Regions from separate parts of the Homo sapiens genome. Here regions 1, 2, 3 and 5 are each linked to region 4. The links are chromatin loops, found by intact Hi-C in ENCODE. Cell type or tissue: heart right ventricle. All regions are shown on one strand. Region 1 has its middle 66 kb from the start of LINC02458. Region 2 has its middle 45 kb from the start of LINC02458. Region 3 has its middle 32 kb from the start of LINC02458. Region 4 has its middle 140 kb from the start of LINC02458. Region 5 overlaps POC1B-DUSP6 (POC1B-DUSP6 readthrough).

The links. Hi-C counts contacts between places; a loop is a spot of excess contacts. Peaks named below come from ENCODE experiments on the same cell type or tissue, not always from the same donor. Only the 100,000 strongest peaks of a DNase experiment are listed, where the experiment ranks them.
Region 1: a loop joins it to region 4, with 2.6 times the contacts of the local background. A loop is called at or near these places in 7 of 110 quality-filtered maps.
Region 2: it touches region 4 in a loop (2.4-fold over the local background); 12 of 110 quality-filtered maps call a loop at or near these places.
Region 3: it touches region 4 in a loop (2.0-fold over the local background); 13 of 110 quality-filtered maps call a loop at or near these places.
Region 5: a loop joins it to region 4, with 2.8 times the contacts of the local background. A loop is called at or near these places in 15 of 110 quality-filtered maps.

The regions. Positions count from the first base shown.
Region 1 is chr12:89,083,375-89,088,374 of GRCh38, forward strand. No RefSeq gene overlaps it. Among named protein-coding and RNA genes, the nearest start is that of LINC02458, 66 kb to the left of the region's middle. In heart right ventricle, no CTCF peak of the experiment used is centred here; a DNase peak (open chromatin) is centred at 2,187; H3K27ac peaks cover 4,006 bases.
Region 2 is chr12:89,062,090-89,067,089 of GRCh38, forward strand. No RefSeq gene overlaps it. Among named protein-coding and RNA genes, the nearest start is that of LINC02458, 45 kb to the left of the region's middle. In heart right ventricle, no CTCF peak of the experiment used is centred here; no DNase peak of the experiment used is centred here.
Region 3 is chr12:89,048,883-89,053,882 of GRCh38, forward strand. No RefSeq gene overlaps it. Among named protein-coding and RNA genes, the nearest start is that of LINC02458, 32 kb to the left of the region's middle. In heart right ventricle, CTCF peaks have their summits at 2,387 (motif pointing right) and 2,591; no DNase peak of the experiment used is centred here.
Region 4 is chr12:89,160,433-89,165,432 of GRCh38, forward strand. No RefSeq gene overlaps it. Among named protein-coding and RNA genes, the nearest start is that of LINC02458, 140 kb to the left of the region's middle. RefSeq lists an enhancer at 271-330. In heart right ventricle, no CTCF peak of the experiment used is centred here; DNase peaks (open chromatin) are centred at 429 and 2,489; H3K27ac peaks cover 4,311 bases.
Region 5 is chr12:89,456,689-89,461,688 of GRCh38, forward strand. All of the region lies in intron 9 of POC1B-DUSP6 (POC1B-DUSP6 readthrough), which reads right to left. POC1B (POC1 centriolar protein B) reads right to left here. Exons shown (of 12, transcript NM_172240.3): 10 at 2,950-3,030. Among named protein-coding and RNA genes, the nearest start is that of GALNT4, 66 kb to the right of the region's middle. In heart right ventricle, a CTCF peak has its summit at 2,775 (motif pointing left); no DNase peak of the experiment used is centred here; H3K4me3 peaks cover 523 bases; H3K27ac peaks cover 963 bases.

The DNA.
Region 1 (5,000 bases), 77 kb before region 4:
ATAAGGAACTAGTAAGTGCCAGTCCCAATGCTCAGCAATGGGGAAACATTTACAGACAAAAATTAGCAGGATCCCAGCCCTTTTAGAGCTTTCAGCGTAGTGGAGGTAATAGGCATAACCAAATGATTGTACAAATAAATGTGAAATGAAAAATCTGACAAATACTATGCAGGATTTGAAAGCAGAAGAGTGGGAGGCATTTGCTAAGTCTGAAGGTTCCCTACAAAAGAGACCAGTGAGTTGACAATAGAGAATGAGTAGAAAATAACTAGGGAAAGGGTGGTGTTGAGAGCCGTATTTCATCGTGTAGTAAAGCCCTGTGGTGGGGAAGAGGGAACAGGACATATTGGAGGAAATAATAAAAAGATAAAGGGTTATTACTGAGGCTACAGAGAGAAAAAGATAAAAGGTCTCTGGAGGATTTAAAAAAATAGTAAAGTCCTAAAAAAGAAAAAAAGCAGAATCTCACATATGTTTAAATGTTGAGAGGAAGGACTCGGTAATAATAAGAGCCAACATATATCTTGTTGGTCATACATTCCTTATACAAATATATGTATATGTTTTACATATATTTATTCATTTAATCTTCCTTATAAAACTTTGAAAAATGGGTATTCTTACTATCCTCATTTTATAGATAAGGAAATAGAAGCACAGAGTTTAAGTAACTTGCCCAGCTAGTAAGTGTCAGAGCTCCAGGATCATTTATCTTAACCAATATGGAAGGGGATAAATATATTAGAGAAAGTATAATCGATAGGTGGAGGTAGTAGTTCTTCAATCTCAGTCTACATTAGAATCAGCAAGTGTGCTCATGAACATTCAGATTCCCATACATTACCTACCTTCTAGGTTTCTGAATTAATAGGTCTAGCCTTTTTCAACACCAAGTCCAGGTGATTCTGATGCAGGTGCTCCAGGGGCAAAGCATGAGTGCAGAGGTAGAGAGATTGCTATTTTTCCTAGGGGAGGTTGGGAGATTTCCTTCTAATGGCTTCTATTTGTTCTCAGAAATATAATATAGCAAACATGAATACTACAAGACAAACTTGAGTGTCATCTCAAAGACTCTCATCAACTACGAAAGGATTGAGAACAACCCGTCCCTGACCTTGAGAATTACGGTCCTGGTGGACTGCTGCATTTCATGCCCACTCTTGTACCAAGAGGAGCTAAAGAAGGCTTTATGTCTGTTCCTCCAAAAATTGCAGGAAGGAGTATATATCCTACAAGAGTGATAGGAAGGCCAGGTGATTGAGGAAAGACTAGATGAAGTGTTGAGATAAACTAAGTCAGCCAAGGGCACAGTAGGCTAGAAGCCCTATAAGAAGAACCCAGTAAGATCCAGAAGAGGAAAAGATATATTTATGGCTGAAAGGGAAGTACATGGGAGACTTGGTTTATTTACAGTGTCCTTGTGTTTGCAATGGGCATTGTTTAAAACTTCTTTTATCCCAGAATTATTTCCCAGAACTTCCTACCAGGTCTCCCAGAACACCGAGATTTACATCTGAAAAACCAGTGCACAACGGGGAACATCTGTGGTCTTCAACTTACACAGCTAATGGCCTTTCCCCCACTCTTACATCACCAGGGACCACAAGCCAACACATGCTGTAAGGATGTAACCAGCTGTAGGGAAAACATTCATTATCAGAGAGAATTACCCAAGTCCTAAATACTCGGCTATGCAGGAAAAATAAAATTCTACTTAATGGAACTAGCAAAAGTTGACTTTTTGAAAGGCTTTCATGGGTCATTCTCATTGCCTATTTCAGTCACCCTTAAGTCACAAATCTACAACTGGAGTCTGTGATGTTCAGGCAACTCTCAACTATCTGTACATCCAGCAATTTATAATCCACATATAACCCAAATGCTGCATTTAGCTAGTAATCTCCACTGCCTCCTCCTCATCATCCGTAAATAACTTCCCTGGCACCTTTTACTAGAGGAAGATGCTTTTCTTGAGTTTAACTTTGTCTCCCTTCAGCTTTCTACTGTGAACTGAAACAGTCAATGTTCAAGTGTAAAGTAGTACCCCACGAAAGTGAACTAGGTACAAAATGTGGCATCCCTACCCCCACCTCCTCGTGAGTTTGTGGGAAGAGGGTGTAGTACACTTACTAAGTTGAACTATAAGCAGAACTTCCCTAGGTAGCCAGAGGAAAATGTCCATGAACTCAAGCCAAGCCAAAGCTGCCATTCCCAGCCTTGTGGGCAGCCAGCCCACCCTTTCGGAAGTGCCTCAGACAGTGCTTTGTTATGTTTCTCCAGTGAGGAAGCTTCCTGTAGGTCGCGGTGTCTCCTGCCTTGCAACCATGAGAATAGCTGGAGCTCAGTCATCTGTCCCCCTCATCCTGTCAGAAGGAAGGGTCAGAGAATTCCCATTTAAACAACCTTAGCAGAGTTGATGGAAAAAACATGAGAAGAAGGAAAACTCCTGAGAGTCCAAATGGTTGTGGAAAATTATTTATACACACACACACACACACGCATCACAGTCTATATGTGTATACACACCTATAATGTATATATATTTATAATACAGAAAAATAATAAATAATATGCCTAATAGATTATAAGTATATACATATATAAACATACACATATATGTATATATACATGTAGATATGTGTACATATGTATGTATGTGTTTTATATATATTATGTTTATTGTTTGTGTATTTATAAATATATAAAATATTGCCCTATCTTCCTCTCCACACATATTGGCTCGGATTTCACAGTGCTTCCAAGCATAACCAAAAGACTCAAAAGAATGAAAATTAAAAACACAATGCCAGTTTCCAGCAGGATGGGTGGTAGTTGTCAAAACTTGATGTTCAAAGCCAGGATTAAAGGCTGATCTAGCCCATGGTAGACAGGTGCTTGAGGAAAGGAAGGATTTGGCAACTGCTTCCAATATCCTTCCATCTCCAAACATACAAGTTCAACAACCCACATTGTTCCCTTATTCTTTGTCCAAATGAGAAGAAATGCTTCTGCGAAGACATTTGTTTTAGCTTCCAAATGGTCTCGGAACACCCTGAACATCCTAGAATCTGCCTGCTGGGTGGAAGCAGGGTGGGAAAAGACATGCTGACGACCACTTGGGTGGCAGGCTGTTCCTTCCATGCCCAAGGCATCTGTACTTTGAAGTTCGGAAAACTTCCTCCATGGCACACTGATTTCCATACACTTTGATTCTTCAAGACTTTAAGTGATATGATAAGATAAACTTCCCCCGAAGGAACAAGGACAGCTGAGGAAGAAGTTATAAATGTTCCCAAAAAATCCCCTAATAATCAGAGCAGTCCATAGCAAAGTACTGTAGGCCTGTTGTTGAAAAGAGAAAACTCTGCCTTCTTTATGATAATCACTTTACTAATGGAAGTGTGTTTGTGAAGTGCAAATCTCCTTAGATGAGTGAAAAGTTTCTTTTTTCTAAACTGCAGAATGAGATTGCCTGTCCCAAAGCAAACACGACAGGTGCATGTGATCTTTCTTCCAGCTGTTTTGGTTATTTTCTTTCTTTTCTTTTTTTTTTTTTTTTTACATTTTTTTGAGGCAGAGTTTCACTCTTGTCACCCAGGCTGGAGTGCAATGGCGCGATCTTGGCTCACTGCAACCTCCACCTTCCAGGTTCAAGCAATTCTCCTGCCTCAGCCTCCTGAGTACCTGGGATTACAGGCACCCACCACCATGCCTCGCTAATTTTTTTGTATTTTTGGTAGGGAAGGGATTTCACCATGTTGGCCAGGCTGGTCTTAAACTCCTGACTTCAGGTGATCCACCCACCTTGGCCTCCCAAAGTGCTGGAGTTACAAGTGTAACCCCACCACGCCCTGTGAGGCCATGTGGGGTTACATGTGAGCCACCACGCCCTGCCTGTTTTCGTTATTTTCCAACTCAGAGAAGGCCAGCCTGGCTTCATTCTTACTGGCTGGATTATTGTCTGACTGTTAGCACACACGTTTACCTAAGGATAAAAAGTCTCCAATGCAAATCACTGGTATTTAAACAGTTCTAAATCAACAGGTTCTCCCATGGGATTGTGTGTGAGCTGCTCGATATGAAAAAAACAGAAGCCAGCTCTGAAACTAAAGGACATAAAGGTCCTTTGCTACTAGAATGCTCATAAATGCCTCTGACAAGCATTTGAGACTCTCTGCAATCTACTTCCACCTGCCTTTCTAGGCATCACACCCCTGTCTTCAAATCAGGTCCTTGTCTCAAGCCCCATCAAGCTGCTTCCTGCCTTCGTTTTCAGCATAAATCACCCCACTAGCTTTTCTTGTCCTCTCTCCTTGCCCTTACCCTTGGGATTCTAACCAGCCTGAGGAATTCAGCTCCTTATGTACTTTAGAATTCAGACCACTGCATTCTCTTTCCTCTAAATTTTGTTGTACTCTTAAAATTATCCCTTCAAACTCTTCTTTTCTCCAGTTATCAGTACTAAACAAGTAATTGTTTCCCTAACTACATATAAACAAATTTTAAAATGCTATCTGTGGTATGAAAAATACTAAAACATGTTAATGGATAGAGGAAGAGTAGGGTGGAGGTAAAATTTTAGATAAGAGATAAGAAAAGATATTGTTGAAGAGGATACCTTTGAAATGAACAAAGGAAGCCTGCCATCAAATGGCTGAGAGGAGAATGTGAAGAATTTGAGACACTTGGCTTGAGAGGACCCCAACTGGTGTTTCAGAAACAAAAAGGAAGCCGGCTCAGGATGAGGAAAGTGATAATGATGCATTCAGAAAGGAGGGCAGTGGGAGATTATGTGGGTCCTTGTTGGCTGGACAAGAAGTTGGATTTTCCTCTAGTGCAATGGAAAACCTTTGGAGGACTTTAATTGAGGAAGTGATATAAGCCAGTTTATGTTTTCAAAAGAGCTCTCTATTTGCAACGTGAAGAAAAGACAGGAGGGAGGTAAGACCAAAGGCCTGGAGCTGACTTGCTGGGATTCCAGGTGAAAGGTAAGAGAGGCT
Region 2 (5,000 bases), 98 kb before region 4:
AGAAATTTCTGAATCACTGTTGAGTGCTTTTTATGAAACACCTAATTTTTAGGAACAGTGCCTAGACCCATGCACACATCAAGGAACTCAATAAAGGCTTGTTGATTGCTTAAGTACTGATGAACAGTGTCTGGTTGATATCAGATACCTCCATCAATGGGAGATGTAGCAGTTTTTATGAGTAGGCTCTTTTGAACCGGGGGAGGCATACAGAGAAGATAATTTGTTAGTGGCTGACAATGATGGCTGCAGATTAAATATAAGCCAGTTGTATGAGATCTGTGAAGAAAACAACTTCATGCTTTAGAAGAGATATAGAAAGCCTCAGGAGTGCCACAAAGAGAAATTGTGACAAACAAGATTATCTAAACAATGTCCTGGGTCATTTAAAGAAGAGAAACCCTTTGCACACTGTACAGTCTTGTCCCAAAACATGCTCTTTTCCCCTCGCTGACTCTTTGTCACAGATTCCGGTTCTACTCATGCCCAACACTAGCGAACCAAGTTACTGCGTCCTGCATCTGTGCTCCTATTTATGTTTGGCTTCCTCTCCAACTTTTCTTCCATCGCTAATAATTTGTGTGTGACAGTTTTCAGACACCTGAGCAAAAATCATCTGCCAGCTCTTGGCATATAGTTCTTCTGCACTCAATAGACCCTTACACACTGAAATACTATATTCCTTTGAAATTAAAATCTTGCGATCTAATTATTCACCAGGTCTTCCACACTTAGAAATTTTTTCTCATGAAACTGCTTGAGAATAGGATCTATGATTCCCGCATCTCTTCTGTTTCCCAGTGAGCTGCTCTCTGTGCAATATATCACATTAGTAGTTACTCTAATACTGTGCTTAATTGTCTATAACCCTGCCTTCAGCTTGCCCATGCCATTAAGGTGGCTCTGTGAAAGAAGTGTAATTAGTTTTTGGTATCCCTACAAGAAGTTGCAGAACCATTAGTATTGACTCCATCAAAATCTACAGATAACATCTGTTCATATTCTACAGGCAGGTAAAAAGCTGCATGATCATGGTTAATGCATGAAAGGCCAGTTAACACAGTGGTTACAAGCGTGCTTTAAAAGATCCAACAGCCCATCCTCTGCTACTTTATAATTGGTGAGCTATTAACCTCGATGAGCATGCTTTTAAAGGTCCAACAGCCCATCCTCTGCCACTCTATGGTTGGTGAGCTATTAACCTTGTTAACCTGTTTTCTCTTCTAAAGATGAAAATCATAATTGTATCTATCTCACAAAGTTTTTATGTAGATAAAAAGATAATATAGGTAGTGCAGCACCTGGGACAGGGAAAGCCCTCAATAAATACATACTATTAATATCATGATTAAAATAATTAACCAATAACTCAAACACATTTTGAAGATGCAATGGACTAGCTAATGATATACAAGTTATCCAGACTTAAGGTTTCGCTTTTACAGACGCATACGTTTATTGAGTATTTAAATTACTTATAATTTATGGTCCTTAATCTTGAAAGCAGTCTGGCATCCAGGTATCATGATAGCTTTATAGTGATTCGGACATGAATTAGAATTGTAGCTTTCCACTTACTAGTTAAATGGCACTGGACAATTTGGCTAATTTCTGGAAGCTTCAATGTCCTTATTCGACACAAGAAAAGAAGGTAATTCCTACTTTGAAAAATGGTGATAATTACATGTATATTCCCTAGCAGTAAATGAATGACAGCTGTCATGATTTTTAGTCCTCTAATCTTCCTAATTATTCCAAGAGACAGACACTATGTAACTGAAAGATAAATCTGTAGCAGAAAGCTACACATAGGACACTATATAGAGCTCTGCCTCTTCACCTCCCTAGTGGCATTCCTTCAGAATTAAGAAAGGAGTGTATCTTTGGGGACAGACTCACATGGGAGAATTTGAAGTAGGCAATTTGTGGACTCATTTTCTATAGAGTTAGCAGAATGTGGGTTATCATCACAGGATGGGTATTGCCGTGCTTCCTGCAATCTTCGAATTGCCGCACTGTGGCATGGTATTAGTATCCTCTCTATGATGGGCTGATTACGAGGTAAAGCTGCATTGGCTGACCGCTCTATCAGGTGTCTGCTCTAATAACTCCAAGCATGATTACTTTTTTAAAAAACAAATAGAGACGTGGAGGAAAAACAAGGAGCCACCAACCAGTAAGCACTTCAAACCACACCACAAAAGACCAGATGTTGCTAGACTGTTTTTATTTGGACAAGTTCTAACTAATCTTCCCTGAGATCAAGCGAAGGATTTAACCAATACCTAGTCACCCAGGGTAATAAAGTTCATGATTATTTAGCAACATGTGGAACTGCGGAGAGTTCTTTTTCGTTTCTCGAGGGAAGGAGTGAGAAGGAAGAAAGAAGGAATATCAAGCTATACAAAGACTAAACTAAAAATTTAAGTAGTTCAATTTTCTTTTCTCCCTATATAACACAGAGAATTGGAGCCATCCCAGTTCCAGTAGTACAAATTGTGTCAAGAACCATGAAAATTTCAGTAGCTATAATTATAACTAGGAAAAACATATAAACATATTTTGAATAGGAGGCTCATATTCTGGTGGTTTAATGAGCAAAAGGCAAACAATAATAATAACAATAACACATTACAGATTGAAATAAGAGCTTTGAGATTTTTTAAACAAGAGAGAGAAAATCACAAAGGAAATGTACCCATTGCAGAAAGAGACACCAAGAAGAGCTGCCATTTAGATTGAGATATAAAGGCTGGAGAGAAGATAGATGTTTCAGGCTGAGGGAAGAGGGTATGAATAGACCTGGGGGAGCTTAGTGTAAGAAAGGGCCTGAGGGAAGAAATCAATAAAGAAGAATGAGTAATAAGGAGAGTGGCAAGATGGGGTGGAAAAATAGTCAAGGCCAACTCATGCAGTGCCTTTGGGTCATGACTCATACTGTTAGTAGAATAAGGAGCCATTGACCAGCTTTTAGAAGGAGAGGCAAGATGTGATTTAGACAATCTTGCATATCAATCAGAGGACAGCTTCTTGAGACAGATTCCTGAGGCTCACGTCTTCGTCTTCGCTTAACAGCTACATATTAGCTGGGTGACCCTTTGTTTCCTCATCTGCAAAGAACAATAATAGGACCTATTCCATTGTTTTGAGACTTAAGTGAATTATTTCATGGGAAGCCCATAGAACAGAGGCTAAGACATAGTAAATACTCAATAAAGGTTATCTATATATATGTAAATATGTATAAGCCATATATATTTATGTTCATGTAAATATATACATAATAATTTTAAATAATATATCTAATGATTTTATTTTTTTAAGTTACTGCACTTGCTGCTGTGTGGACAAAGAATTAGCACACAAGAAAAAAAGAGGAATCAGGAAAACACATTATTTAGTAAGATAAAATAGAAATGCTAAACGTCTAAAATAGAAGGGTGACAGTGGAGATGGCAGGAAGGAGATGGATCAATATATATATTCTGGCCATGAATAAACTGGACCTTTTGATGCATAGGATATGAGATGAGGAGAAGGGAGATCAGGAATCTTAGACCATTCACAATATCCCAAAGGTGGAAACAGCCCAAATGTCCATCAATGGATGAATGAATAAAGAAATTTTGACAGTATATATAAAATGAAATATTATTTGGCTATAAAAAAGAATGAAATACTAATGCATGTTACAACATGGACGAACCTGCAAACATGCTAAGTGAAAGAAGCCAGGGACAAAATATCACAATTTGCATGATTTCATTTATGTAAAATATCCAGAAAAAGTAAATCCATAGAGAAAGAAAATATACTGATGGTTGCCAGGGTCTGGAAGGAGGGGAGGATGAGAACTAACTGCTTAATAAGTATAGAGTTTCCTTTTGGAGTTATGAAAATGTTTTGGAACTAGATAGAGGAAAAATACTGTGATTGGATTAATGCCATTGGATTGTTCACTTTAAAATGATTAATTTGGGGCTGGATGCAGGGGCTCATGCATATAATTCCAATGCTATGGGAGGTCAAGGTGGACAAATCACTTGAGGCCAGGAGTTCAAGACCAGCCTGGGCAACATAGTGAAGTCTTGTCTCTACTAAAATATTGAAAAATTAGCTGGGCATGGTGGTACATGGTTGTAGTCCTAGCTACTTGGGAGGCTGAGTCAAGAGGATTCTTTGAACTGAGGAGTTGGAAGTTACAATAAGCTATGATCAAGCCACTGCCTTTCAGCCTGGGAGAAGAGATACAGAAATACATACAAAATAAAATGATCAATTTTATGTAATGTGAATTTCATCTCTATAAAATTCCATAAAAAAGAATGGATCTTAGGTTTTGTCTTGATCAACTGGATGAAAAGTTTCTCAAGTCAGATGAGGACAGTGAGTTCAGTGCTCTGTTTTGAGCATTTAAGTATGTGATGTTTATAATTTTTACGAGATGCAAGAAATAAGTTACATATACAAGTTTGGAGCTCAGAGGAGATATCAGAACTCGAAGCATAGATTTTAAAACTGTAAAAGTGGATGATATAAGTATCTAAAGGAGATATGTCTAAAGGAGAAAATGTAGGCAAAAGATTTTATTACTATTATTATACTTTAAGTTCTGGGGTACATGCGTAGAACGTGCAGGTTTGTTACATAGGTATAGAAGTGCCATGGTGGTTTGCTGCACCCATCAATCTGTCATCTACATTGGATATTTCTCCTAATGCTATTCCTCCCCTAGCTCCCACCCCCCAATTTTAAAAAGACCTAAGACAAGCTCTGAGAAATGGCAGCATTTAAGAAAATAACCCCACAAAAAACATTGATAAGTAGAAGGAAATTAAGAAAATAACCCTGGAAGCCAAGAGGTAAGCATGTTTCAAGCAGATAGGGTCCCAACTTTGACAAATATTGCTGAGAAGTCAGGTAAGATGAGCGGGGAAGAAGTCCATTGGGTTTGGCAACCTGCAGGCTATTGTAGATTTTAACAAAGAGAATTCCAGTTA
Region 3 (5,000 bases), 110 kb before region 4:
GGCAGGAAAAATTGCCAAGTCCCCAGCAATAGATTAATGACATTTCCAAACTCAGAGAGACTGATTTGACTAACTTGTACATGAGCCTGATTTGACTGATTTGTACATCATTAGCAGTGTTATGTTTTGTTTTCTTATTGATACGTAAAATAATGGTGCATCTCCTGTCTGATGGCACTTAGATTCAATAAACTAGAGTACTGCCACATCTTTTTCTTTTCAGACAAGAAAATCAAGACAAAGGCAAGTTACTTGTCCCAAAACCCACAGAAAGTGAACTTTTTAGAGATATTTAGAATTAGTTCAGTCTGATTGCAGAACTTATTATTTTAATCAGTATGAAAAACTACTTTCCAAACATGGAAAGAAGGTTGGCATAATCTTTTGAAAAATTAAGTCAGAGCATGGCATTTCTCTTTCCAATACATTTTCATCTCATGCTGAGTAAAAGTTGAAGTTCTTACAAGGGCTTACTAGGCCTTGCAAGATCTGCAGTTCCCTTCCTGCCTGTTTGCCACTGCCTCTCAACCTCATCTTCTTCTATTCCCCTTCACTCAACTCTACTCCAATCCTATTGACTACTTGCCTTCCCCATGCCACGCTAGCAAATTTGCTCCTACTTCAAATATACTCCTACCTCAGGGCCTTTGCATTTGTTATTCTCACCACTGGGAATACTTCCCCATCACATCTTCACTTGGTCACTTTCTCATTCCTTCATCCCTGACCTATATAAAAATAGCAGAACTCTTGCTCCATCTCATGCCCTGTCTATTCCCTTTAACATGTTCTATCTTCTCCATAGCATATTATTATATGAAATATCATATATATGACTTTGTTCATTTTCTTGTTGATTGCAACAATGTAAGTAAGCTTCAGAAGGCAGGACCTTTGTTTTATACATTTCTGTATCTGTGTAGACAGTAGGCATTCGATAAGTAAATGAAGAAAATGAATGGATCTTCCTCTGACAAGGTCATTCCACTGTCTTTCCCTTCTGTTTTATTGTCAGTCCAGAGAATTATGCAAATTGGAATCTATGGATTATTATTGCTTGTAAATCAGTAATGCTCTTTTTCATCCCATTTGAGAGATTTAAAAGGGTTGACACTCGGGAGGCTGAGGCAGGAGAATGGCATGAACCCGGGAAGCGGAGCTTGCAGTGAGCAGAGATTGTGCCACTGCAGTCCGCAGTCCGGCCTGGGCGACAGAGCGAGACTCCGTCTCAAAAAAAAAAAAAAAAAAAAAAAGGTTGACACTCTTATGATAGAGTGTTTCGAAATGCAGATTTCAGAGCTAGACTACCTGGATTTTAATGCTGGCTCTACCATTTGCCTATGCAATGTCACAAAAGTTACTCAACTCCTCTGAGTCCTCGTTTCCTCATCTGTAAGACTGGGATAATACTAGTGTAGGACTTACACCTGAGGATTCTTATAAGGATTAAATTAAATAATACAGGGATTATTAGCAAGTGCTAAGTATTAAAATATATATATATTTTTGAGACGGAGTCTCACTCTGTCTCTCAGGATGGAGTGCAGTGGCACCATCTCGGCTCACTGCAACCTCTGCCTCCTGGGTTCAAGCAATTCTCCTGCCTCAACCTCCTGAGTAGCTGGGATTATAGGTGCATGCCACCAAGCCCTGGTAATTTTTTTGTATTTTTAGTAGAGACGGGGTTTCACCGTGCTAGCCCCAGGATGGTCTCGAGTTCCTGACCTCGTGATCTGCCTGCCTTGGCCTCCCAAAGTGCTGGGATTACAGGCATGAGCCACCGCGCCCTGCCAATAAAATAATTATTTTTATTGGCAAATTATTTCCAACCTACCTAATAGGAACCGTTAAGAGCAAGACGGTTCTCAATGGGGGAAATTCTTCCTCCAAAGAAGATATTTTCCATGCTAGAGACATTTTGATTATCACAGTTAGGGATGGGGTGCAGGATGTTCCTGTTATCTAGTGGGTAAGAAGACAGGGATGCTGCTAAACATTCTATAATGCACAAGGGGGTCCTCCACAACAAAGCATTGTCACGCCCAATGTCAATAATGTCATTGATGAGAAATCCAGGGAGAGATTATTTGTTTCAATGTACTTCACCCTTCAGTATTCCAGAATAAGTAAGACATGTAAAGGGGAAACGTTTTTGTAAACCACCTCCACTCCATCTGTCATGTTTTGAAATCAGCTTAAAGATGAAAATCCATGCTTATATTACCCTTCTCCAGAGGCCTGGCCTTAAATCTCTCCATACTATTTTCTTTTATGATTCAACCCAAAAGAGATTCAGATTCAGGTGTTGCTGTCCAGACCTCAGGATTCCCAGGCAATTGTACTTGAAGATTCTCGTGTTGGCCTTTTCAGTTCTGCATCAGACCACTAGAGGGTAGAGAAACACTATCAATCATTCAGCATTTGGGTACCTGACAGTTTTCAGTAATACAAATCTTAATAAAATGCTAAATTATTTCTGGCTTATGAAATAAAAACTGCCCAGAACGGCTTTATTAAACACCTCTATATGTACACAGTTTTAGAGGCTGATTCAAGTATTTTACTCTGTCATCACCCTCAAACTCTAAAGTATAGTAGTAATTTAAGTCAATATTATATGTTAAATGGAGGCCTAATAAATGGCCATTGATGATCTTATGACTATTATGATAATATTATGATAATATGTTATGACTATGTTGGTAAAGCTCTTTTTTGATGAAGATTTAATCATGCTGTGACTTAAATCATATCAAATTGATTTAAATGATTCTCCCCACCAGGAATTAAGCAAAAATTGAGAGTGAATTGAAATCTAAAAATGAACTCCAATATGGAATAAGTAGCATTATTTTGTTGAACCCTGACCCAAACGCAGCCCAAAGTATAAACGCTTATTGTCTTATCAATACTTCATTAGGATGAACCTGAATGACTAAACAAATTACAGCATTATCACCAACTATCTAGATATATCTCAATCCCACACACTCAGGTTTGAAATAGAGGCACTGTATTAGTCTGTTTTCATGCTGCTGATAAAAACATACCTGAGACTGGGCAATTTACAAAAGAAAGAGGTTTAATTGACTTACAGTTCCACAGGGCTAGGGAGGCCTCACAATCATGGTGGAAGGCAAAGAGGAGTAAGTCATGTCTTACATGAATGGCAGGAGGCAAAGAGAGAGAGAGAGGTTGTGCAGGGAAACTCCCACTTATAAAACCATCAGATCTCTTGAGCCTTATTCACTATCAGGAGAAAAGCATGTGAAAGACCTGCTTTTCTCACGATAATGATGATTCAGTGATTCAATTACCTCCCACCAGGTCCTTCCCAAAACATGTGGGAATTTGAGATGAGATTTTGGTGAGGACATAGCCAAACCATATCATTCTGCCCCTGGACCCTCCAAAATCTCATGTCCTCACATCTCTAAACTAATCGTGTCTTCCCAACAGTCTCCCTAAGTCTTAATTCATTTCAGCATTAACTAAAAAGTCCACAGTCCAGAGTCTCATCCAAGTCAAGGCAAGTTCCTTCTGCTTATGAGCTTGCAAAATCAAAAGCAAGTTAGTTACTTCCTAGATACAATGGGGGTACAGGCATTGGGTAAATACAGCCATTCCAAATGGGAAAAATTGGGCAAAACAAAGGGGCTACAGGCCCCATGCAAGTCTGAAATCCAACAGGGCAGTCAAATCTTCTCCAAAATGATCTCCTTTGATTCCATGTCTCACATCCAGGTCGTGCTGATGCAAGAGGTGGGTTCCCATGGTCTTGGGCAGCTCTGCACCTATGGTTTTAAAGGGTAAAGCCTCCCTCCTGGCTGCTTTCATGGGCTGCCATTGAGTGTCTACAGCTTTTCCAGGCACATGATGCAAACTATCAGCAGATCTACCATTCTGGGGTATGGAGGAAAGTGGCCCTCTTCTCACAGCTCTACTAGGCAGTGCCCCAGTGGGGACTCTGGGTGGGGGTGCCCACCCCACATTTCCCTTCTGCATTGCGCTAGCAGAGTTTCCCCATGAGTGCCCTGCCCCTGCAGCAAACTTCTGCCTGGACATCCAGGTGTTTCTGTACATCCTCTGAAACCTAGGCAGAGGTTTCCAAACCTCAATATTTGACTTCTGTGCACCCACAGGCTCAACACCACATGGAAGCTGCCAAGACTTGGGGCTTGCACCCTCTGAAGCCACAGCCTGAGCTGTACCTTGGCCCTATTTAGTCACAGCTGGAGTGGCTGGGACACAGGGCACTGAGTCCCTAGGCTGCACACAGCACAGAAACCCTGGGCCTAGCCCAGAAGACTATTTTTTCTTCCTACACCATTGGGCCTGTGATGGGAGGGGCTGCCATGAAGACATCTGACATGCCTGGAGACATTTTCCTCATTGTTTTGGGGATTAACATTCAGCTCCTTGTTACTTACACAAATTTCTGAAGCTGGCTTGAATTTCTCCTTAGAAAATGGGATTTTCTTTTCTGTCACATTGTCAGGCTGCAAATTTTCGAAACTTTCATGCTCTGTTTACCTTTTAAAACTGAATGCCTTTAGCAGCACCCAAGTCACCTCTTGAATCCTTTGATGCTTAGAAATTTCTTCATCAAATACCCTAAATCATCTTTCAAGTTCAAAGTTCCACAAATCTCTAGGGCAGGGGCAAAGTGCCACCAGTCTCTTTGCTAAAATATAACAAGAGTCACTTTTGCTCCAGTTCCCAATGAGTTCATCTCCTTCTGAGACCACCTCAGCCTGGATTTCTTTGTTCATATCATTATCAGCATTTTGGCCAAAGCCACTCAACAAGTCTCTAGGGAGTTCCAAATTTTTCCACATTTTCCTATCTACTTCTGAGCCCTCCAAACTGTTCCAACCTCTGCATGTTACCCAGTTTCAAAGTCACTTCCACATTTTGGGGTATCTTTTCATCAATGTCCCACTCTACTGGTACCAATTTACTGTATTAATCCGCACTCACACTGCTAATAAAGACATACC
Region 4 (5,000 bases):
AATTTTATCTCATCCCTTTCCTCTGAGGAGCTGACCTTGTACAATATCAGGAGCCCAGATGTTTTGGAGTCAGACAGGCAGATCTTAAATCCCACCTTTGTATTTATAAGCTGTGTGATTTGGACATGTTTTCTACCCTTTCAAAGCCTCAGTTTCAATCTCTGTGATACCCAAATAATAAAAAGCTGTCTCATGGAGGCAAAGGGACTAAAAACTTAAGCAATGACTCAAGAATGCCCAATAATGTGCTTCATAGTAGACACTTAAAAAAAAAAGTTAGTTCCCATCACTTCCCCAATGCCAAGAAAGACTATGGGGAAGCATAACCCCTCTGGCACCTGGTGGGAAAGGAGGAACTGAAAGGGGATAAAGGGAGTGTAAGAGGAAATGGAGAGGGTGACACACAGACTAACTTCACCAGCACCGCCCCCATGCTCTCATTTCACCCGGGGCCAGTCTTAATCTCACATGGAAATGAGGGATAAGATATCTGCGTGTCAGACAGAAAGTACAAATTCAGTGCATCTGACTCAGAAACTTGGCAAAGATGCCGAGAGCAGATAATAAATATAATCACCCTGATTTAATTCAGATGGAGACCTCAGGGTTCGATCACTTCCAGCTGAGAGGTTCTCCTGTCATTGGAGGGAAGCCTGCTCTGACCTACCTGTGACAGTTGCTAATGGTTTTCTAAATTAGTGTCAAATATGATCTTATGAAGGAGTCATTTTTCCTTTAAGATGGTTTATGAAAGGAGTTTTCTGCCAGCACTTTGAAAAACAGAGAAATTCAACCAAAATCTGGTCAATGTTCATGTTGTTCTTCTATTTCAAGACCTGAGCACTTTCAACTACAATCAGTCAACAAATATTTATTAAGTCTGAAAATATTTGCTGTGTCAGGCACTGTGGGTGATGGAGAAGAGGTGGAGTGCATGGATTCCACTCTCAGTGAATTTTCAACCAGCCTACCTCTACAAAGTGATTGACCAATGAGACAAAACCAAAAAATCTATACTCAAGTGATAGTATACAAGAATGACCCCTGCCTCAGAGAATTGTGATGAGCTTCAAATATACCAATAGCGCAAACAGACATACGGACATGTGTGTTTCACAAATTAGTTATCCTACCCCCTAGAAAAAAAAAAAACAGAGAAATGTGAAAGCCAAGACAGCAGGGAGTCACAAAGATCAGGCTATCAACTATAGATGCTATAGAGATTTTGACAAAAAGAATGCCACTATTGACCTTTTAGAGAACTGCTTCTGGAGGGTGATGAAGATCAAAGCCAGTTAATGCAAAGAGTTAGGAAAGGGAAGCACAATTTCGCAAGTATAGCCAATAGGCGTAAATGACACATTTGAGAGGCTTGGGAAGGAGGATGAAGGGAGAAAACTGTAGCGTTTGGTGAAAGTTAGTCTGCTTATTTTTTAAGAAATGGAACTCTGTTTAAATAGCAGGTTTCTCTAGTAAGAGGGTAAAAATTAAAATGTTCTAGAACCTACCATAACTCTAACCTGATGCCAACAGGACAAGTACATGGTCTTGTGTCTCCAAGGAACTCAAAGATAGGTGGAGAAATTCTTTTACCTTTTAATCAAACAGTTCTAAAATAAAAATAAAAATAAAAACTTGCTTCCCTGGGATTTTTTAAAAAATAGCTTAGTTTATTTCATCAGCATTCTATAAAACAAAATAGAGACTGATCTGTTCTATCTGCAAAAAACACAGTTAAGGTACTTTTGACTAGGAACCTATTAATCCTTATTATATTTATTAAGAGTTTATACTTTAAGTCAATAATGACTTATTACATTGGCTTATTACAGCCCTCTTATCACCAAGTAAATGGTATAGGAAGCATAAAAATGTTAATGACAAGGCCTTTGCTCTCAGGAGGTTTTTTAACTCAATAGAGAAGACAAAAAAAATGTATAAATAACTTGCAGATAAAGGGCACTGTGACCAATTTAATAAAAGACTAAAGATATTCATTAAGAGAAGAAAAGAGAAAGAGGCTAATTCTGAACTAGAAGAGCTTAGACAGCTTCTTGGAGGAAAATGGACTTCAGTTGGGCTTTGAAGAAAGCATAAGCACTTCCAAAGCGATTCTGGTGGGGCTACACAGGGGTTGAGGGAGGTACAGTTCCTTTTGATTCCAGGCGGGAGGAGCTAATAAGCAAAGTGAAGAGTAAAAAGGATGGTCATAAACAAAACATCATAACAGTCTTGAAAGATGGTCCAAATACCCACTGTACCAAAACGGACTTCAAAACTCGAGCCCTCTAGATGGAAGATCTGTGCCTCTAGGCCTGTCTAATTCATTTCTGTGTTGTTACTCATGCCACTGTTTCCTAACTTCAATATTTCAGCTCTAGGGCCTATTTTTTTTCCCATTGTACTCATACTGCAGAAAGAGGAAATAACTCATCCAGTGGTGGGGATTTCTTAGCAGGGTTTTGAAGAGGGTTGCTGGGGGTGGCTGACTCTGCCAAAATGTTTCCTTTTTCTCTTGCTGTTTGTCAGATATTGCTGTTGAGCAACACTAGGGAGTGTCATCAACATGCAATCTCATCTGATTTATCTTCCCTTACTCACTCAGACTCAGCCCTTTGCCTCTTTTTTTTTTTCCTGGCTTATTTAGAGTTTCACAACCTCTTACCTTTAACTGCTGAATAAGTGTAAAACATGTGTGTATCTGGCATCAGATATTACAATCTCCAAGAAAAAGTATTCACAGTCAGAGATGGCTGTGGCTACCTAGTATACATCAATATTTTGCTTTGCTGTTATTTCATTTAGAAATTACATTTCCATTTTCCTCACAGATTCACATTCGAAACAATAAATTTTCAAATTTGTATTTTCCTCCAAGTCTCTCCCTTTTGAAAGGTGGATGGCTGAAATAAACATTTCTCTGAGCTCTACAGAGCTCAGAGTGTAAGTCTGTCCCAGAGAGCCATTAAAAAATTCCACACCAATAAACCACTGACGTAAATACAGGCGATGGAATATTTGGGTCTAACAGGATCCTAAAAAGGACTTTCAATCACATACACAGAGAAAATTAACTTCATTGACACATCAAAACTTTTGCAATGTCCTGGAGGCAGGGCCACCATGATTATTCTTCAACCCAACTAGCACAGACAAAGGATCTTATCGCCAAATCAGCCTGACTTCTTCGGGATCGATCAAGAAAACTCACCCTCCTCCCCCAATCTCTCTTCTCTGCACCCATCTTAATATGAAGAAAAATGGTTTGGGTTTTGAGTTGAGGATTCTAGAGCAGAATTTTAGATCTGATTGTTAAATAAATAGTTTGAGCCTAGTGAAAGATATGACTATACTAAAAATGGCTAAATAAAGCAGGTAAGAAAAACAAGGCAGCATATTGATCCTTTCAACAATGTATAGCTTTTATAGACCCTGCCATTCCATGCCAGTGTCTGGACTCACAAACTTTGGGGCAGCAAGCATTTTTAAAGCATTCAGTTGAGCTAAGAAGGACTGTATATGCATTAAAAAGTTTCTAGGACCTGTCTCCATTTCCCTGGATATACTTAACTCTACCTATTACCTTTTTATGTAAGTATCTTCTGCACACAAATACTGAAAAAGGTCAAGTTCTGGGAAGTCACCTGTTGGCTCTGTCAACATACAAAGGAAGCATCTGCTGTAAGATATTTCCTGCCTGAGGCCGTCTTTGCTTCCAAGTTTGTTGCTAAATCCCCAAAGCCTTCAATAGCACCTAGGGCCTAGCAGGAGATCAGTAAATATTTGTTGAATACTGAATGAATTCACAAATAAAAAGTGCTCATTGTTATTGATGTGCTCTCTTAATTGCCTACCTTGCCACAAACTAGACTTGCCTTAACCACTGGTCTCTATTCTTTCTGAATCCTTACCATATGTAAGGATTTGTCCGTATGGGTTCCCAAGTACTGTATCTCTAACCTCTGGAGTCTTAGTGTGAATTTGGTCCACAGGCACCAACAAGACTTGCTATCTCAGAGTTGGACTGTTCATTAAAATGACTTCAACTCTTCACTATCTGGCTTACCTTGGTTATCATAGTCCTAAATTCCAGAGCTACAGTGACACAAGTCCACATCCACATATAGCATGAGAATATAAAAGGTATAAAAGGGTAAAATTTAGTGGGGCAGGGGTGGGTGGTGGTAAGTTACTAATTGTGATAGTCTGATAGTCAGAATTCGAGATAGCTCCCAATAACCTCTGCCTCCTGATGTCCATTCCTTTATATAATCCTCCTTGAATGTGGGTTGTACTTAGTGGTCACTTCTAACAAACTGAATATGGTGAAAGTAATGGTATGTAACCTCTAATTTTGGGTATAAGAGACTATCTCTCTCTCTCTCTCTCTCTCTCTCTCTCTCTCTCTCTCTCTCTCTCTCCAGTAACCAGTGAGGAACTGAGGTCTCCCAGCAACCACCTGTGTGAAGTTGGAAGCGGCGCTCTCTCTCTCTCTCTCTCTCCAGCAACCAGTGAGGAACTGAGGTCTCCCAGCAACCACCTGTGTGAAGTTGGAAGTGGATTCCTTAGCCTCAGTCAAACCTTGAAACGACTGAAAACCTGGTCAACAGCTTGTCTAAAACCTCATGAGAGACCCTAAGCCAGACTCGCTTACCTACAGAAGCCTTTATCTGTATCTCTGAATAAATGTTTGTTATTTTAAGCTACTACATTTTGGTGTTGCTACATAGCGATAGATAACTAATATGCTAAATCAGGGATTGGCAAACACCCTCAAAGGACCAGATAGTAAATATTTTGGGATTTGCAGGCCACACAATGTCTGCTGAATGCAGGTGCATGGAGGTCTAGGCCCAAAGTCTTTTTGGGCATTAAGGGAAATTCATCTCCGTCTTTTTCTAAAGCATTCATTTTATTTTCTACCCATTCTACAGAGACTACCCATTCTACAGAAATTTCCTCAATGGAGAAAAAGGACTAAAACATTATACTTTTTCATT
Region 5 (5,000 bases), 300 kb after region 4:
CAGCTTATTTTGATCCACAATATTGTATCAAATTTCCTGCTTGGCATTAGAGACACAAGTGCAAGCCACAAAGATACCACCTGTTAAAGACTGTATGCCACAATTTCTTCTCTGTAGTGAGAAGACATCAGAGCACAGATATCAGTACACTTCGATCTACAAATCTTCCTGAATATAATATTAAATCAAGTGAAAGTAGAAATAGAGGCCAACTATTTCTTACACCATAACAAACTTCTTTTATGCTACTAAGAAATTTTACAAATTAAGGTTTAAAGAGACATCTTTTTTATGTCCTACCTTGATGAAATGAATTTTTAAGGAAATGTCCAATCTACAAAAACCAAACAAATCAACCCTCAAAAGAAACAGTAACTACAATAACAATAACAAAAATTACCTTTAAACACTACTTTTTTTGGCTTCCAGTATTTCTCCAGGTTTTTAAATTACAATCACATGCAAAGTACACACAAAAATATTGAATGCAATTGTGCTTCATGCCAAAGCAGAAATAAATCCCCTTTACAATTATGTCTGATTTGTTGTGCAGAAGCAAAAGAGAAACTGTCAGTGTAGGGAGGAGACTATAATTAAGGCTTATTTACCACTATATTAATGGAAAGGTAAATAGTTGAAAAAGTAATTTTATTTTAGTTTTCTAACCAATTATCTATCATTGAACTAAAAGAAAGAGATACACATTGAAAATTTAAAGAAAAGCCCTTTGGAGATATTCTTTTAAAAAGTCTAACTACTTTATGAGAATCTATGTCTTCAGAATGCACTATTAAAATAAAGTCCTTATACCTTGCTTGGCAGCAAGCAGCTATGTCCCAGATTACAATCTACCTAGATGGGAGTTTATTAGCATAATCTCAAACCAATTTATAGCAAACAAGATTTTGTTTTCCTGTGTTTTGTTTGTTTGTTTGTTTGCTGGATTTTTATATACTAGTGGAGTCTTCCTTTTAATGCGTATATATTGGGTGAAACCATGTGAAGTCATTGATATTAGACTGTTTTTGCCTACAAAATGACAATTTCATATAATTCAACCTAATATTATCCTTTGTGGATAATAATTTTACTCTTCCATTTTATTATTCTGTTTTGTAGCACAGCTATTAAATGTCATGTGTTTGTTATACAGAACTGTCTTCTCAAAGTCCCACATACCCCATATATTCCTCGAGTTATGGTCCTGTATTATAGATGTATACTACAACAGACACATATGATCTACAATAGATATGTACAATCTATACTACAAGGGACATCCTGCTGTCCCTTGCTAAGAGGCAGTTATGCCCACCTCAATAGCACTGTCTGTCAAAACTGTCTGGATTCCTCACGTAATGAGGCTTTGCAAAACTTGAAGGGTACTGGGAGAGACAGTGAGTCTCAAAAGGTGGACCAAAGATTTTTAATGATCTATGATATTTTCTAGGCCAGAAATGTGCAATTTTAGTCTACTGACTACCTCACAAGGAGGCAGCACATCTCATAAACCTCCTGTTTGCTCCTTCTCGCTACAGGGGGAAAACCTAACTCATCAGATTTTGTAAATTTCTACAACATGCATTTGGAGTAATTCATTGAACATAAACGTACTGAACACCTACTATAAGCCAAGCACTGTGGCAAGTTGTAGACATCCCATTAATTTTTAATTTCTTAAATTATTAATGCAGCAATGCTGCTAGAGTTATAAACATGAATACTGTAAGAAACAAGAACACAGATCGATTTGAAGTCCTAGTGGTCACCAGTGATTCTTGGAATTCCCTTTAACCATCAGCTCATTGGTTACCCTCACTTCGTTTTTGTCACTGAAACTCCTAATGAGAGATCTAGGAGGCTTCTCTGCTATGGGATTAACACTGAAAGGACCCTTGAATAATTAGAATGGTTTCTGGTACAAGATAGACTCAAAATGGACTAGTCCTCTGTAGAATTCCTCTACAATAAATACTATTCTTGAGATCTATTAGAGAATTTGTAATGTCATAATGTCAGGGTTTTATTTTGGCTACAAATTAAAAATGTACCCAAAATATTTAACTAAACTGACATCATAGCAGTAGTGTCGTCAAAGACCACGCTGTTCTTCCCATTTGTTCTTACGATTAGTTTTGCACTGACTAGCAGGATCAACTGTGGCAGTGATTTGCCTTGGAAAGAATTAGCAGAATCCTAAATGGAAAGGCTAAAATTCTTAATCTTTGAAAATTTTGAAAACACTGAATAAATAAATTTTATATATGTAATTTCTATCAACAAAATTGTAAGTATTAGAAATACTTCTTAATTTATGGATAATCCATCAAAAGAGATTAACCAACGGCAGTGCTGTTTTTCTTACAGCTTCTAATGAGAAGACTAGAAGTAAGTTTAGCACCTCTGAAGGACAAATAACACAATAGGGAATCTGCTCTGCAACAGCATGTGAAATGTTACCTGGGTGGCATCTTAATACGTGAGACAGTGGGTATGGATTAGACTGAGCTCAGGGACCTCAAAGTAAAAGCTTTCCTGGGAAGGGGAACATCACACACCAGGGCCTGTTGTGGGGTGGGGTGGCAGGGGGAGGGATAGCATTAGGAGATATACCTAATGTTAAATGACGAGTTAATGGGTGCAGCACACCAACATGGCACATGTATACATATGTAACTAACCTGCACGTTGTGCACATGTACCCTAAAACTTAAAGTATAAAAAAAAAAAAAAAAAAAAGCTTTCCTGGAAATTGTTGCTGCTCCCCCCTTGTGGTAAACTATTTAGATGCATTGTAAATATGACTATAAAGTTTTTCCTATACTAAAATGTTAGGCTACATAGGCCACGTTTTATCTCCTCCCCCAACATTTTTTAAAGGAAAATGGATTATGCCAAATGATTAAATGCCACTTAAGTGTCAAAAAAAAAAAAAAAAACCCGACTTACTGTGGTAGAATCAAAAGAAAGGATATCCATAACAGGGGGAGTAGAGATCTGCAAATCGATTACCTCAAGCTTTGGATTAATCTGTGTATATACATAAAAAAAAATTATGAGATTTTCATACCATAAGAAACCAAATACTATTTGTAAAAACCTGGAGGGCATTTTCTAATATATTCTAAAATTAAAATATATTGGTATATTCATTACTATGGATAAAAAAAATTTTAAGCTAAATGTTAGCCTACCAATTCTATCAACGTATAAGAAAAGATCATTTTGGTAAGGTTGAATTCACCCCAGAAATAAAAGGTTTTCACTTTAGAAAATCAATGTAATTTACCTAAAAAGGAATATTAAAAATAAAATAAAATGACCCACCTCAAAAGATGAAGAAAAAAATCCTAGCCAGTTCAGTAAGAAAAGGAAATAAAAGGTATTAAGATAACAATTAGAAAGAAATAATATTCTCATTCATATATAATGTTATCTAGAATTTATTGCTAAATCATTAGAATAGTCAGAGTTTAAGTTAGTCCCAAAATCAATATATGAAATCAACTGCATTTCTGCATTCTAGCACACAGTTAGAAAATGCAAAATTTTAAAGGACACCATTTACAATATCAAAGAAGTTTAAAAATACATCAGAATAAACATACAAAAAAGAGTAAGACCTTATGGAAAAGAATAAAACTTATGTTAACATTAAAAAAGGCTCAAATAAGTAGAAACTGTATCATAAATAACTCAAAAACAGAGTGCTGTATATGGAAAATAAATATATTCAGAATATTCGTAATGAGAAAAGTGAAATTAAAGCAAAATACCACTTAATACCTATTAGACTGCAAAAACTAGAAAGCTCAATGACGCCAACACTGTTTGTAGCAGCATTGTTTGTAATGGCCAAAAAACTATTGGAAGTACCCTAAGTGTCTATCAACAGTTAAACAGGCTGTAAGAATTACTACAGTGACAAATTCACTGGAATGCAATACAGCAGTGAAAACAATTTATGAATGCATGAATTCAGAATTCATATGTATGAATCTCAGGACTTTAATGTTAAATTAAAAAGTAAGTTACGGAAAATATACATTCAATATAATTCCATTTACATAAAGTTCAAACTCATTCAAAATTAAACAATAATTATAGATTCAAATATATAAAGTTACAAAGAAAAGCAACAGAATGATTACCTAGAGTGGTGACTAACTTTGAGGGAGGCTATTTCAGAATTTGAAAAGACATAAAAATTAAAAATAAAATTGAAACATTATGAATACAAAGAAGTAAACAAAGAGCAACAAAGATAGCAGAGTTTTATATCAAATGAATGGTACCAATAAGTGTACTAACGAACCTTAAAGAAGAAACTATTGACTGAGCGCTTATCAGGAGTGTCCAATCTTTGGCTTTCCCTGGGCCACATTGGAAGAATTGTCTTGGGCCACACATAAAATACACTAACATTAATGATAGCTGATGAGCTAAAAAAAAAAAAATTGCAAAAATATCTCATAATGTTTTAAGACAGTTTACGAATTTGTGTTGGGCTGGATTCAAAGCCAGCATGTGACCTGTGGGCTGGACAAGCTTGGCTTAGACAGTGAGAAAGACTTCCTATGGAGGAAACACGGCATATGACGGCTCTTTAATAAAAGATCTAGAAAACAAAAACAGAGAGGGAGATGAGTAAAAGAGCATTCTTCATGGCATAGTGGAAGAATGCTGACATACTTTCACACAGGGTTAGAAAGAAGATTGTCAAGGGTCAAATTGTGAAGGGTGAAGGAATTTGGGAAGGCACAGAAAGTTGGAAGCTACAATGTGCTGAATTGAAAGAGTAATCTGACAGACACATAAAGTGTCATGAATACATTAGGGACGGCAGTGAGGACACTACAGCGTTAATCCAGGTCTGTAGTGATGAAGACTTGGCCAGTGATAAGAGGAGTGGAATAATTTTTAAAGCACTTACCATGCTTGATGGGTATGGCTGTAGTTTTAGAAACAGTAAAATCATTTTATAATTATCCAGCCAGTGT